2 separate regions of the Homo sapiens genome follow, and region 1 is linked to region 2. The links are chromatin loops, found by intact Hi-C in ENCODE. Cell type or tissue: CD4-positive, alpha-beta T cell. All regions are shown on one strand.

Region 1 (8,000 bases), 960 kb after region 2:
CCTACCTAGTTTACTCTCTTTGTTAGAGCAGAAGCAACATTCTCTTTTGGTCTACTGCTAACTAAAAGGAAGTAAAATTCTCAAGCTGGTTTTCAAAATGCATGCATAAATGCATGCTATATCATATTCTTCCACATGCATGGTTTAAAAAATGTCTCAATTAAAAAATAGATTCATGTATAGGTGATTTTTTATGCACCTATGAAATCTGGCCTTGTAATGAAGAATACAATAGATCTTAATAATCTGACAATTATTAAATGTGTTTCATTGTCTAAAAGAGAGGTTTGAGGGGAGAAAAAGAAAAGTCTTTCTTGAAATATGGAAATAAGAGTATATATTTAGCTCTGAGTATGTTCTGGTAAGAATTACAATGATGTCAAACTATATGTACATATTAAAGCCATGGCAAAAAACGAAAGAAAGAAAGAAGAAAGAAAGAAAGAAAGAAAGAAAGAAAGAAAGAAAGAAAGAAAGAAAGAAAGAAAGAAAGAAAGAAAGAAAGAAAGAAAGAAAGAAGGAAGGAAGGAAGGAAGGAAGGAAGGAAGGAAGGAAGGAAGGGAAAGAAAGGAAAGAAAAGAAAGAAAAGAAAGAAAGAAAGAAAGAAAGAAAGAAAGAAAGAAAGAAAGAAAGAAAGGAAAAGAAAAGAAAAGAAAAAAGAAAGAAAGAAAGAGAAAAGAAAAATTAAAGAGTTTTTATGTGGGCTTCTACTTGATTTTATTTTTTCCTAATACAAAAAAGTTTTCGTCAAGGCTTTCAAGGAGCCAAGGTTTCCCATCATATCAAGAATCTAATCTTCCACAGCATTATCAGTGAGGTCTGACTCAGCTTGCTCTTCCCAAGAATCAGAATCAGAGTGATCAGAAAGGCAGAAGGCTCCTACTATCTGGAAAAGCATCATGCCCAGCAGGCTGTTTACCATAAAGTGAATCAAATCTGCTATAAAAGCTGAAAAACAGTACATGATAAAAAGAAAATAAGAAAGATTACGACTCCAAAATCATTTATTTCCCAATGGAATGTTAATAAACCAAGGACTCCATCAGAATCATAATATTCACATAATTAATTCTACACTTTATCCAAAGGAAAAATGGCTGAGAAAAATTAGCTATTGTGAACCACCCCCACCTCCAAAAATTATCAGGCAGATAGCAAACCAAAGGGTTGAGTACTGATCAGTGTCCAAAAGGAAACGTACTTTTTTTCTAGTTTGGCATTAGCACAAGTTAATGGTGTGGTGTGAACATAAGTATAAAAATATTAAGCAGTATTAAACACAGCTGTTAAATTCTGGAGCTGGCTAACCTGATGAAAAGTCAGTTAAAGGAAGCTTCCAATGCCCAAGCCAGTCAATGCAGTTAATCTGTACAATCAAGCCATTTCCAATCATGAATTTTCTAATTTGTACAATCAAGCCATTTCCAATCATGAATACTCTAATCATGAATTCTCCTAATATCACCCTCAGCAAAAGAAGTGTGGATTAGGCATTCAAATCTAAACATCAAGGGGCAGATAAAAACTACAACCACCTAAATTATTGCTCCTATCCCACTCTCAGGTGGAAAGAAGGAAATCTTTCTTCAGCTCTAGAGCATTAAGGAGTAGGATTTGGAGCTTTGTGACTGTTCTTTGCCTATTCCCGTCCCATTGGAATAGGCCCTCAATCTGGCCATGTTATCAGTGGGTGGCTGCTATTTTCCCCACGGTCTCAGGGTGGAAGATAAGGTTTTCATGGAGTTACCCAGAAACGGAGCAAGTAGGGCGTAAAGGGTGGCACAAAAGAGGAATAGAAGACAGAATGAGTCCACATAGCTTTACATATTTGGAAATGAAAAATCCAGGACGTAATGACTCCTGTGACTCTGAATGGCTCTGTGTATTAGTCTTTCAGTTTTCAAAGGGAGTAAATTATATGTGTGAACTGAAACTATATATCTTCTCCCAGTTCTCAGAATTGATCATTTATTTTACATCGCTCTTCAGTCTCTATACCAGTATTTTAGAAGTTGTCATAAGTAATTCCTCTAAGTGCTACCTCGCTGGAGTGGTACTGGAGCAGCAAAGTAGCAAAAGAATACTAGCTGGGAACACAAAATTAATTTTTACAAATTTATCAGTGGCACGTTATTTCTACCAGTCATATAATCAGTAGACTATATAGAAACAGAGGTACTCTAGGGTACCGTACTTGTGCTCTGAATAGCTGCTAGACATGCAGTGCACGGTGCGATGTGTGGTATCTCAACAATGCTTTTCAGAACAAGACTGTAACCTTAAGGTCATGATCAGAAATCACACATTTGAATAATCCATGAATGAAGACGGTGTGTGCGATTAAAAAATACAGTGCTTTCTAGTTAAAATGGGAGATAAGTGAAGGTAATGAAATGTGCACCATTTAAATAACAAAAGTATTGTGGCTATTAGAGATTCACTGTGCTGTTACTCTAATGGTATTAAGAGTTTGGAAGTACAGGCCGGGCGCTGTGGCTCACGCCTGTAATCCCAGCACTTTGGGAGGCTGAGGCGGGCAGATCACGAGGTCAGGAGATCGAGACCATCCTGGCTAACACGGTGAAACCCCATCTCTACCAAAAAATACAAAAAATTAGCCGGGCATGGTGGCGGGCGCCTGTAGTCCCAGCTACTCAGGAGGCTGAGGCAGGAGAATGGCGTGAACCCGGGAGGCGGAGCTTGCAGTGAGCCGAGATCGCGCCACTGCACTCCAGCCTGGGCGACAGAGCGAGACTCCCGTCTCAAAAACAACAACAAAAAAAGAGTTTGGAAGTACAGAGTAGTATTCCAGCTCTTGGAGCCTAGCCACAGGTTTCACAGATGCATCTCCATGCAGAAATGGCTGAAGCTTCCACAGCTAATCTGAACTTTTTAAGGGTTTACATGGCTGGGAATATAATTTTGTATGTATGTCCTTATGTATATACGCGTGTGTGTCCACTAGTTTTTTGCTTGAATGTTTATCATTCCTGTCACTTGCAATTTAAATATTCCTAATAAATAGAAAAATCCAAAGACTAAGATTGTGATCCTTTTTATGTCTATGGTATATTATGAATACAGAGACCTTGTGCTTTTATTGGCGTAGGAATCATCTTGCCCTAATATTAATATTATGAAATCAAAAGGGTAAGATTCCTAACATCCCACATAACACAGCAGACAAACTAAAGTTTTAATCTAGCTTTGGCCCTTACAAATTTTGTGCCCTACGGCAAGTTACATCTCGCTTAGATTTTTTCATTTTAAAGTGGAACTATCTGCATGGATGTTCGTACATGCTATATAACACATCCTATTCCAGAGCCACCTACCATCAGTTGAGCTCTAAATGGTAAATGCCACAGTGAGAAGCAGACAGGAAGGGGCGGAGCGCCAGCGGCGCCCGGGGCTACGCGCCGCACTGCACCGAGCGGCGGCAGCGGCAAGCTTGGGTGTGAGCCCGGGAGCCGCTTTGCTTACCGTCCTGCCGGTCCCAGCCGTCGCTAGGAGGTCCGCGGGCCCTGCGGCAACCCTCGCTACAGACGCTGGGCGGGCGGCGACACCTGGCTCATGGCCCCCGCGGCGGCTCCGTCCTCCTTGGCCGTCAGGGCCTCAAGCCCCGCCGCGACACCCACCTCGTACGGCGTCTTCTGCAAGGGGCTCTCCCGCACCCTGCTCGCCTTCTTCGAGCTGGCCTGGCAGCTGCGCATGAACTTCCCGTACTTCTACGTCGCGGGCTCGGTGATCCTCAACATCCGATTGCAGGTACATATTTAGAGCCATGACTAAGCTAACGGCCTCCGGGGCCAGCATGATGGCCGACTCCCAGGGTCCGTTGCGGCGCGGCGGAGCAGCCAATGGCGAGCCCCACAGTCTCGCGAGAGTGCTCAGGCGCTCTTCGTGGCTGCCCTCTTAGCTGCTAGCGGAGCTCCTCAGGGGGCGGCCGGGAGCCTACAATCCCTAGAAAGAGAATACGCTGTTCCGGAAACAGAACTGCAGTTAAGACCCTCGAAAACATCTAAGAAAGTGTGCATCCTAAAACACCTGACGAATTTCAGAATGTGACAAAGCGCAGAGGATGCATTATTTCAAAACAAAACAGAAGGCTAAAATTTGCAGGAAAAAGAAAATCAGTAAACCGGGAATCCTCGGACTGGATTGTAAGCAAGATTTCAATGAATAAGAAGCTGAAGGTATTAAGGCTGTGATATAGAAGGTACATATTTCATCCCACAAGAGAAAACAATAATAATCAGAAATTTTCGGTGAAAAAAACGCAAAACTGTACAGGAAAATCATCCTCCAAGTACCAGACATAAAATGCTGCAAGCTTTTGAACTAATGGCGAGAGTGTAAGAAAATGGGCTCTACTTCAGTGATCCTGTGGCAGGACGTGGATCAAGACTTGGAACCGCAGAAAACGAAATCCCATAGTAGCACAAAGCTTGGCTGTTCAGTGAATAACATTTAAATAATCGTAAAATACAAATGTTGTTTATGGTTTTTATTGTTTAAGGGCATACTTAATTATGGTTACAAAGTGGAGTGCAAATGTTATTTACCATGTTTTAAAAATACAGCCGGAAAATACAAGTGGGAATGTTGAAGGAGGGCGGGGGAAGTAAATGGAATGGGGGTTATGTCCTTATAAAGTGGAAACTTGAAAGGTACTGTCTGTTGTTGAGTGGGGAAAGACATTTTTATTACTTACAGGGTAGCCATAAAGTTTCTAAAACGGTAATATATTAAAGAGGGAGAGTGGTAGGGGAGAACAGTATGAAGTCAACAGGAAATGGCTAAAGATGGAGAGCTCAGGTAGAATAGTTTAAAAAATGAAAATTGATAGAGTACCTGGTGTATTTGAATACAGCCTAGAGAGCTTTCATTTTCCAAAGAGTGTGGGGATAAATTAGTGAATGCATATTTTTCAAAATTAAGAAAACAGAACATATAATTTTGAACGCTGAGAAAAATAAAAATTTAAAAACTACACTGTATACACGGTATACCTCAACTGTGAATAATAGTAGTCATGTAAAGTCAGTCATAATTATGTAAATACTGAATACTGATTTTACAACAAATGATTCTATAACGCTGGGAGGATGGGAGAAAAGAGATGTGTGTGTGTGTAATGGTGGTGAGCCAATCAAGATCTGATATAGAAAAATGCAGAAAAAGGAGTATACACATGTTTTCTTCGGATTAAAAAAACTAATAATAAATCACCAAGAGTGGTAAAGTTTTAAATCAAGATCTGATATAGAAAAGTGCAGAAAAAGTAGTATACGCATTTTTTTTTTCAGGAAAAAATTAACTAATAAACCACTAAGAGGGGTAAAGTGTTAAAATAGTTGCATTGTTCTATATTCCACTCATTGTGTCCAGCAAACAGTGTTCTATGGCTTTAAGTAGTAAGCATCTTGCCCCGTCCAACACCATGTCTGGCCTAGGGTAATTGTTCTTTCTAGTCTTTATTCTTTGTCTCCAGCCAAACTCCATTTGGGCACATTCTCCTATAGCCTTTTCTACCTGAAGATACTCTGTGTTTTAAAGCTAAGCTTAGGTGGCGCTTTTTCCATTAAATTTTTCCTGGATTCCACTGACCATATAGGAGCTCACTTCTTTTAATCCATAAGGCCATTTTCATAGGTTGCCTTATTTTTCCCTAATCGTGCATCAACTGTCTGTTTTATATACCCAAGACAGGTTTCCTAGACTGCGATAAGCCAAAACATTTTAGTCTAAAATATCAGAAGTGTAGTTTAATCAATGAAATAGTAATACCAAGGGATTTAGAATCGTGGACATCACTGTTTCCCAGAGCACTGATGTCCCAATTTGTAACACAAAAGACTGTCTAGTCTTAATCCTGAAATGGTGACAGAGTAGGATGCTCCATTTGGGTGACTATGTGAACATATTCCTATAACTTTTTTCCTCACATCAGTCATTTGTTAAACCGAAGATGAAGAAACAGACTTTGTATTTATTACATCCTCCAACATAATTGGCAGCTCTGTGAGGGAAGACACTATATCCTATTCAATTTTACACCCGGTAGTAACAGTATGTGTGTGTACTGTATATATACATATATATATACATACACATATATAAATTTAAGTAGTAACTATATATGTATATATGTATAGTTACTACTTACTATATATGTATACAGTATATAAGTATATATGTATAGTTACTACTTACAATATATGCATAAAGTTACAGCTTACATTTACCTCGTAATATATGTATATATATATATTAGGAGTTAAATGTATTAGGAGGTAAATGTAAACTCTGTGGTTTATCATTTATTCACAATTGCTCTTAATTCTTGGGGTATAGTTTGCCTCCTACATGATGCAATTCAGTGAAATTCCCAGGAGACAAAACAAGATTTTGACCTGAATAAACCACTTATTGTTGTAATTCACAAGTGAGTTTATTCTTCCTGGCACACTTCCAGGTAATATCCATTAGGCTAAGGATTTTGTTTGTTCACTGTTCTATCCCCAAGCCTAGAGCACTGCCCAGTGCGGAATAGCTAATAAATATTGTTGAATGGATAGATGAATGGCAATTTTGTTGGTATGCTCTACATAGTCAGCAGTCAATAAAGGAAACATATATTCGTTCCTGATAATAAGATGATTCACTTTATTGCCCATAAATTGGGCTTTTTCAGGCCATCATGCACGTTGATTGATCCAGAGATCCCTCAAGCATGAAAAAGCAGAGACATAGGTGGTATAGTTATTATCAATAGAGATAAGAAATGTAGCTGGCAAAAAAAAAAATGGGAAACGATGCGTTACAGCTTATTTTAACTATAAAAGGAAAACAGTGAACATAGCAACATATGTAACCTAAGGGATAGGGGAAAAGTTGTTTTTTTTTTTTTAATTCTGGGTAAAAATACATGTGATTACTTGACAAATAGCATATCATTACCATCAGCATCATTTTTAAAATATATTGAGTTTTTAATACCAGGAACTATGAAAAACTATTTATATACATGAGCTCCGTAATTCTCACATATACCCTGTGAGGAAAACATTTTTATCATTTTTCAGAGAAGCAAACCGGGATTTAGAGAGGTTAAGTAAATTCCTAAGGTCATGATAACCAACCAGACCTCAAATGAATCTCCAGTAATTCCTAAAGTTATATTTCATAAGGAGTTCAATTTTCTTAAATGTGTAGATAATTACAAATAATTCTGTTTCTCAAATTTCTGGACAGAAATATTACCTGGGTAATAGTTATTTTTTTTAACATAACTATTGAGGGTCTTTCATACTAAAATATAAATATTTAACATGATTTGATATGTAAGTTCAAGTATTTTATACTCTCTGCAGCCTTAAACCTATTGGCTTATTTTATTAGAGGGTTGGTGGGATTGAGGGATATGGGAGCAAAGGGAGAGAGAGGAAAGAACGTTGTCCTCAGAATGGAAGGGAAACACTTTCCTGTGCTACCCAGAGTAGAGATCAGACAATGTTAAATTTTGAAGCCATGTCTGTTCCTGTCCTGAGGATCCCTAACTAAATTTTGTTAGAAAATCTTGCAGTTTGCTTTTAATGGGAGATCTTTCTGGCAGGACATCAATAGCTTTTGATAGCGTCAAGAAGAAAATAAAGTTACATGCAGAAGCATAAAGGGGTAGGATGAAAGTTGAGGAATATAGGGACAAAAGATGAGGGAAAGGAATATCCTAATACTTGGAAGTTTGAGCATGGAAAGTAGTCTAAAGACGACTTGGGAAGTTCCAAGAAAATGAACCAAGAAAAGAACCTCTGCAAGAACTATGAGAATTCCCAACAATTGGGTTGGATTGATTCATATTAGTCTATTACTTGGGTTACCTTGAGTGTGGGGATTCTTCTTGCAGTTTTAACACTTGTACTATGGTCTGAATGTGCCCCCCAAAAATTCACATGTTGGCATTTAACCCCCAAAGTGATGATCTCAGGAGATGGGAC
Region 2 (8,000 bases):
GTGGTTATGGAGGAACATGTTCTTATTCTCAGGGGGGATATAATTTGTATATTGGGATGGTGTCATGTTTCTAATTTACTTTTTTTTTTGAGACGGAGTCTCGCTCTGTCACCCAGGCTGGAGTGCAGTGGCATGACCTCTACTCAATGCAACCTCCGCCTCCCGGGTTCAAGCGATTCTCCTGCCTCAGCCTCCTAAGTAGCTGGGACTATAGGTGCGCGCCACCACACCCGGCTAATTTTTTGTATTTTTAGTAGAGACGGGGTTTCACAGTGTTAGCTAGGATGGTCTCGATCTCTTGACCTCGTGATCCACCCGCCTCAGGCTCCCAAAATGCTGGGATTACAGGCGTGAGCCACCGCGCCCGTCCTCTAATTTACTTTCAAACGGAAAAAATCTAGGTGAAGGTTATAGTGGTGTTCATCATACTATTTGTCAAAATTCTCTACATGTTTGAAAATATTCATAAAAGATTGAAAAAACTTCTAACCCTTGAAATCATTTTAAAAAGTACAAGAAACATCAAAAATGTATTTGAGAAAATGTGAGCTTTTTAATGTAGTATTTTGATTTTGGTTAAATAAGACATTTTGAAATGTTTTACTCGATTGTGTTAATTTAAAATTTACTTTCATAGGCCGGATTACATCTGTAATCCCAGCACTTTGGGAGGCCGAGGAAGGTGGATCACTTGAGGTCAGGAGTTCGAGACCATCCTGGCCAACATGGTGAAACCCCGTCTCTACTAAAAATACAAAAATTAGCCGGGAGCGGTGGCAGGCGCCCATAGTCCCAGCTATTCGGGAGGCTGAGGCAGGAGAATCCCTTGAATCCGGGAGGAGGAGGTTTTAGTCAGCCGAGATTGCGCCCCTACACTCCAGCCTGGCGAAAGAGTGAGATTCTGTCTCAAAAATAAATAAATAAATAAAAATAAATACAAAACTCACCCACAAAATTAAAGAAACTAAGTTTCATTACTGGCACCAGAAAACGAATCACATAGTCCCACTTCTTCATGTATTTTTCTTCATGGCATCTTTCAATCTTTATGTATAAAAATTCATGAGGGCAGGGCGCGGTGGCTAGTACCTGTAACCCTAGCACTTTGGGAGGCCGAGACGGGCGAATCACCTGAGGTCAGGAGTTCGAGACCAGCCTGGCAGCATGGCAAAACCTCGTCTCTACTAAAAATACAAAAAAATTAGCTGGGCGCGGTGGCGGGCGCCTTGTAATCCCAGCTACTCAGGAGGACGAGGCCGGAGAAAATTGCTTGAATCCAGGAGGCAGAGGTTGCAGAGAGCCTAGATGGAGCCATTGCACTCCAGCCTGGGCGACAAGAGAGAAACTCCATATCAAATAAATAAATAAAATAAATAAAATCCATGAGTTATTTTATCACATTATATGTTTATAATTTTAAGTCTTACTTTCAAATTGAAAACAGTTTAATTTTCAGTCGCTCATGTTAGGTTTTTTTTTTTTTTTTTAGACAGAGTCTAGCTCTGTCGCCCAGGCTGGAATGCAGTGACACGATCTTGGCTCACTGCAAGCTCCCGCTACCACGCCCGGCTAATTTTTTTGTATTTTTAGTAGAGGCGGGGTTTCACGTGCTAGCCAGGATGGTCTCGATCTCCTGACCTCGTGATCCACCCACCTCCGCCTCCCAAAGTGCTGGGATTACAGTCGTGAGCCACTGCGCCCGGCCTCATTTTAGTTTTGATGCAAATATAGTTAAACCCTCCCGGGTTCTCCCTTCCGGGTTCAAGTGATTCTCCTGCCTCAGGCTCTCGAGTAGCTGGGGACTACAGGCGAGCGCCACCAGGCTCAGCTAATTTTTTCTGTATTATTAGTAGAGACGGGGTTTCACTCGTCTCATGTTGGCCAGGATGGTCTCTATCTCTTGACCTCGTGATCCACCCACCTTGGCCTCCCAAAGTGCTGGGATTACAAGCATGAGCCAACGCGCCCGGCCTATTTTTATTTATTTATTCTTTTTGAGACAGAGTCTTGCTCTCTCTCCCAGGCTGGAGTACAGTGGGCGATCTCAGCTCACTGCAGCCACTGCCTCCCGGATTCAAGCGATTCTCCTGCCTTAGCCTCCACAGTAGCTGAGACTGTAGGAGCGCGCCACCATGCCTTGTTAATTTTTGTTTTTTCTGTAGAGACAGGGTTTTGCCATGTTACCCAGGCTGGTCTTGAACTCCTGAGCTCAAGCGATCCTCGGCCTGGGCCTCCCAAAGTGCTGGGAGAACAGACGTGAGCCACCGCGCCTGGCCCCCTGTGGGTGTTTTTAAAATTAGAGACACTGAGACCCCGACTGAAGAAGATAGGCCACGGGGCTGCTGTTATCTAATATTTATCAGAACTCACCCGACTTGTATGGGCAACGCAGCCCCTTTTCACTGTTCTTTTTCTTTGCAAACTCCACAGTCCTCCCTGTCGCTGCCCTACAGTACTGGTTGGAAGGTCTTTCTTCTTTGACTCTAGGTGGGGAAATCCAGAACGAGGCTTCGCCTCACCTGCCCTAATGCCCAATCTTCTACTAGCATTCCAGGCAGCGCTTTCTAGTCACGTGAGGGATACCTAACCACTGGAACTAAATAAGATGTGGGGGAACAACTGAGGTCATCACCTAAATTGCTTGATACTCTCTTTTCCAGAAGACGAGCCCCCTTTCTGAGTTTATGGCAGAAAGTGAATCCCTCCCTCCCTCCCTTCCTTTCTTTTTCTGTAAGACGGTGTTTCGCTCTTGTTGCCCAGGCTGGAGTGCGACGCCGTGATCTCCGCTCGCCGCAACCTCCGCCTCCCGGGTTAGAGCGGTTCTCCTGCCTCAGCCTCCAGAGTAGCTGGGATTACAGCCATGCGCCACCACGCCCAGCTAATTTTGTATTTTTAGTAGAGACAGGGTTTCTCCATGTTGGTCAGGCTGGTCTCGAACTCCTGACCTCAGGTGATCCGCCCGCCTCGGCCTCCTGGGATTACAGGCGTGAGCCACCGCGCCCGGCTAGAAAGTGAATCATTTCTATATTTGATTGTACGTGAAGCCCTCGGTAGTCCTTACTGACATCATGTCTCCTTTAGACTTTGATTACACTCCGTGTCCTTCATCTGACTCCTCTCTTCAGATTCCTGAGTCACGCTCTGTTTATGTTGCTGTTCAGGAGCGAACTGCGGCACCGCCCAAACACTGTGACGCCAGCGCGGGAGGAGGGCCGCGGGAGGGGCAGCGGAACGCGCAGAGGGCACGGTGCAAGCACGGGACAGCTCTGCATTGGCCAAAGGGATCCCAGGAGGCCTGGCCCTCTTTTCTCCTGAGGCTGGATCCCAACCAGCAGGAAAAGGCTGGATTTTCGCCTTTTGTATTTGTTTTGGGGCCCAACCAAGAAAAACAGTGGAGGGGGAATAAAACATGTTTAAATCTTTTTTTTGTCTTAAAACCATCTTTAATTTCACAGTCACAAAATAAAACATAACTCGAATGTTTTGATGTTTGCAGTGACATCGATTGTGAAAAAGGTTAGCCAGAAAGGAAACGCAGTGAGACAGAGCGCTCGGCCACCCCCTGCCCTGGGCGCCTGGCGCATGGGGGGCGGGGCGGGGCTCGCGGGGTGACGTCACAGCCCGACGCGCCACCCAGCTGTTTTTGTGCTCCCAGCTCTAGCGAAAAGCCGCCGGTATTTCTCCATCTGGCTCTCCTCTACCTCCAGGCAGGCTCACCCGAGATCCCCGCCCCGAACCCCCCCTGCACACTCGGCCCAGCGCTGTTGCCCCCGGAGCGGACGTTTCTGCAGCTATTCTGAGCACACCTTGACGTCGGCTGAGGGAGCGGGACAGGGTCAGCGGCGAAGGAGGCAGGCCCCGCGCGGGGATCTCGGAAGCCCTGCGGTGCATCATGAAGTTCCAGTACAAGGAGGACCATCCCTTTGAGTATCGGAAAAAGGAAGGAGAAAAGATCCGGAAGAAATATCCGGACAGGGTCCCCGTGAGTGTAGAGGAGCGGAGGGGATGGGAGGGGAAGGGCCCGCGGGGGCGGGGGCGGGTAGTCGAGATGGCTTCCCTGGGGCGCCCAGGCGGCTCTGGAGAAGGGAGGTTCCGAGAATTACTTAATCCTGAACGCCCTTCAGTGCCAGAGCCAATGGACGTCCAGACTGTAGAGCTTTTAAAACCCCGTATGCCTGGGCCCCGAACCCCACTTCAGGGCTGACGGCGTTTTGGGGGCCGAGCCGCCGTCTTCAGTGACTCAGCAACCCACACACGGTCTCAGCAGCTGAGACCGTGTGTGGGTTGCGGTGCACAAAATAGGGCCCCTGTGGGCGAGACTGGTTAGATCGGGGCCATGGATTGGCTGCCTTTAAGAACGCAGGGACATTGTGCTGTGCGGTGAGGTTTGCGCAAACCCAGTCGATTTCTGCCTTGGCTGGTTCTCCTTTAATGAAGTTGACTTTGGCTCTCATATCATTGGTCTTGGGACGAAAAGGTTCAGAAGCTATTCAGTAATTTTCTTGCATTACAGGGGGTTAGGGGAGCACAAGACAGTCCTGGCCTGGAAAACAAGGTCACGTTCTCTGCCCAACAGCCCTCTTGCCTCATCGTTCTAGGCTCCGGGGCTTGTGTGGGGACAGCCAGCCTCCTCGTGTTGATTTCTGATCACCTGGTACCTGGTCGCGATAAGGCAGGACTGAGACGTTTTTTCTCCGTTTTGGACACCGGCTTAAGTAGTTAAAACTACCGCAGGCAGTGAGTAGGAACAGAAAAGTATTAGGTATCTTTCAGCATCCGGGCGTTTTCCCCATTACCCCCTCCCCCGCCCACTTGCCTGGTGTTTCTCTAATGCAGGCTGCGCAGCCGAATTGGAGGGCAGAATATGGCTTAAGTGGTAGGGGGACCAGCAGCTGTTGGATTTTGGAAATGGAGGAGCGGAGATTTTAAAATTGTGCTCTTTATCTTCAGGTAGGAACATTAGTATTACGTGTCACATAATGGTAAAATAATTGCTGTTATCTGATGTCTTTTCTTGACTCACAGCCACTCTGGGTTTCTTCTCTAATCCTTACCTAACGTTCGTGGTTTTATAGCTACCAGAAGCCACCAGGGCCTTAGCCCAGCAGTAGAAACCTCTTGTAACCCTTTTCCTTTAAAAAGAAAAAAAAGTCATTAGGGCTCTTCATTCCCCAGGAATTACAAAAAGGTTTTCAGCTTATAGAGGGGTGAGCTAATCCCTTACTCGGGAAAGGATCCTTTACAAATTACTTTCCTGGTTTCTGGACCTTGGATACCTGAAAATTTTGCCCAGTTCTGGTGATACCAATCTTTTGAGCAATGATATTTAAAAAATACAATCAAGTTTTATTGATAGTTTACCCTAGCGGTATTATAAGTACTCAGTCTGTAATCATTGACTTACTTCCTTACACGATTACCCGTTCTACAGATGGAGTATTCAAAGCACAAAGAAATGCAGTAACTTCCTAAAGGTTTCACATTGCTGATCTGTGGTTGAGCTGGAATTCCAACCCTGTCTGAAGGACTGTGGAGCTCTCGGGTATCTTAACCTCCATGCCATATTGTTTCTCAGTTTCTAATATAGTTGTATTAACCAGAATTAATGACGTGCTGTGGACTTTACACTGTTAAGTATTGGAAATAGATAAATATTTATGTGCATTCACTCTGAATATTTTAGAGCATTCTGTTCTTTTCCTGCTCATAGTTTGGTGTTAAATGTTTTACTCCTGTGATAATTTTTAAGCCATTAAGCCTGTCACTCAGATTTCAGCTTTCCTAGGGTTATGTTTTAACCAGTGGTGAGCTGCTCCCAAGGTGACCAGTCTGTGACCTTCTTTCTAGTTATGACGCAGGTTCCTTGATTTGGTTCTAGTTCTGGGAATTCATTGCATCCTTGGGCAGAACTCTTAATCGTGCTGTGCTAGAGTGTCTTGTTTACAGAAAAGAGGGTTAGAGTAATGATTCCTGAAGCCCATTCCAGCTTGACCATTGGTGTTATTAAAGCAATGGCGTACCCTGACTGCTCGCATAACCAGAACTTAGCCCCACCAATATTTCTTCAGAGCCAGCGTTGAAAAGAAGAGGTGTGCTTGTGCCTTCAGAGAGGAAGGGTTGGTGGGATCTTGAAATTATCTTCAAAGATACAACATATCAAAAAAACTGTTAGGAACAGATTGTCTATTTTAAAAATTCATAACCCTACTGAGTATTAGTCACATTTTACAAATGAGGAAAACTGAGACCCAAAGAGGCAAAGCATCTAGCCCAGGGGTCTACCATAGTGAGGAGTAGAGCTGGGATTCCTGGAAACTTAACCTTGGTACTGGGAAACCAATATTTTAATGATTACCCCTCCCCCTTCTCTTCCTCTCCAAACCCCTCCCTTCCCTCCAGGTATTGCCCTCTGCTTTATCACTTTCTTTATCTGTCTTCCTTTGTGGTTTTTATCTCTTACTGCTAGGTGTCCGAGTTCCTTTGGGGCACAATGCTAGCCTCTTTCTGCCTTTTCCTTTTAATTCCTGGCTTACGTTACCCTATTTCAGTTTTTATTTTTAAATTTAAAATGTGATCATGTCCCTCTGGTCTTCCTGGTTCAGGATTTTTTCTACAAGAACACAAAACAACTTTTTGTTTTGTTTTGTTTTTGTTTTTGTTGTTTTTTTTTTTACTAATTTTAATTTGTTCCTTTTAATTTAAAAAGTTCAAACTCCCCCCCAAGTTAATTATGTTAGATAATTCTTTATAATTTATGAAGCATTTTCCTGTAAAATGTTATTTATTACTCACATTCACATCATATCAATACCATGACTTTGTTAAAGACGTGTTAGAAAGTTTTCTTTTCAAGCTGGGCACGGTGGCTCACACCTGTAATCGCAGTACTTCCGGAGGCTGAGGCGGGTGGAGCACTTGAGGTCAGGAGTTCGAAACCAGCCTGGCATCATGGTGAAACCCCATCTCTACTAAAAAATACAAAAATTAGCCGGGCGTGGTGGCATGCGCCTGTAATCCCTGCTACTCCGGAGGCTGAGGCAGGAGAATCGCTTGAGCCCAGGAGGTGGAGGTTGCAGTGATCCGAGATCAGGCCACTGCACGCCAGCCCGGGCGACACATGTGACACTCGACCTCAAAAAAAAAAGTTACTGGAATACTGAAGCTGAGAGAGAGGTTACGTGACCTGTTGAAGATCACACAGCCACTAGAAGTACTCATACAGTTTTTTTTTTTTCTGCGTCTTCACTTTTTTTTCTGCATTTCCCATATGTTCTAACTAAAATGACTATATTTTCTTTTCTTTTTTTTTTTTTTTTTTTGAGACCGAGTTTTGCTCTTGTTGCCCAGGCTGGAGTGTAGTGGCACGATCTTGGCTCACCGCAACCTCTGCCTCCCAGGTTCATGCGATTCTCCTGCCTCAGCCTTCCTGAGTAGCTGGGATTATAGGCATGCATCACAATGCCTGGCTAATTTTGTATTTTTAGTAGAGATGGGGTTTCTCTATGTTGGTCAGGCTGGTCTCGAACTCCCGACCTCAGATGATCCGCCCGCCTCGACCTCCCAAAGTGCTGGGATTACAGGCATGAGCCATTGCGCCCGGCAATGATTATATTTTCTAAACTAAAAGTCTAAAGCTCATGATTTTACAATAGATATTTTCTGTTTGGTAAGTTTTAGTGTATTAAAAATATCTTTTAAATTTTGATAAATCTAGTACAGAAATACATGATTTTTTTACAACTTGAACTATAGAAGTATATAACGTAGACATAAATCCCTTAAAATCCTAACAATCGAAAGCCTAAAGCTCATGATTTTATAACAGATATTTTCTGTTTGGGAAGTTTTAGTGTATAAAAAAATCTTTTATATTTTTATAGATCTAGTACAGAAATACATGATCTTTATTAGAAGTATATAATGTGGACATTGAAAATCCCTTAAAGTCCTAACATAATCAATATCTATAAATGGCTTGTTGTGCTGACATCATATTATAG

The links. Hi-C counts contacts between places; a loop is a spot of excess contacts. Peaks named below come from ENCODE experiments on the same cell type or tissue, not always from the same donor. Only the 100,000 strongest peaks of a DNase experiment are listed, where the experiment ranks them.
Region 1: a loop joins it to region 2, with 6 times the contacts of the local background. A loop is called at or near these places in 9 of 110 quality-filtered maps.

Annotation. Positions count from the first base shown.
Region 1 is chr12:11,167,784-11,175,783 of GRCh38, forward strand. PRH1-TAS2R14 (PRH1-TAS2R14 readthrough) reads right to left here and starts at 3,828. Exons shown (of 5, transcript NM_001316893.2): 1 at 3,639-3,828. It overlaps SMIM10L1 (small integral membrane protein 10 like 1), which reads left to right and starts at 3,411. Exons shown (of 1, transcript NM_001271592.2): 1 at 3,411-8,000. The coding sequence starts at 3,574. The coding sequence ends at 3,780. It overlaps PRH1-PRR4 (PRH1-PRR4 readthrough), which reads right to left and starts at 3,842. Exons shown (of 10, transcript NR_037918.2): 1 at 3,639-3,842. It also overlaps a transcript of PRH1 not described here. In CD4-positive, alpha-beta T cell, a CTCF peak has its summit at 3,636; DNase peaks (open chromatin) are centred at 3,428 and 3,858; H3K4me3 peaks cover 2,039 bases; H3K27ac peaks cover 1,073 bases.
Region 2 is chr12:10,209,238-10,217,237 of GRCh38, forward strand. GABARAPL1 (GABA type A receptor associated protein like 1) reads left to right here and starts at 3,640. Exons shown (of 4, transcript NM_031412.4): 1 at 3,640-3,982. The coding sequence starts at 3,893. GABARAPL1-AS1 (GABARAPL1 antisense RNA 1) reads right to left here and starts at 5,830. Exons shown (of 3, transcript NR_170310.1): 1 at 5,405-5,830; 2 at 4,817-5,132; 3 at 4,412-4,725. RefSeq lists an enhancer at 2,877-3,419 and a silencer at 3,513-3,772. In CD4-positive, alpha-beta T cell, no CTCF peak of the experiment used is centred here; DNase peaks (open chromatin) are centred at 3,184, 3,604, 4,294 and 6,904; H3K4me3 peaks cover 2,444 bases; H3K27ac peaks cover 1,245 bases.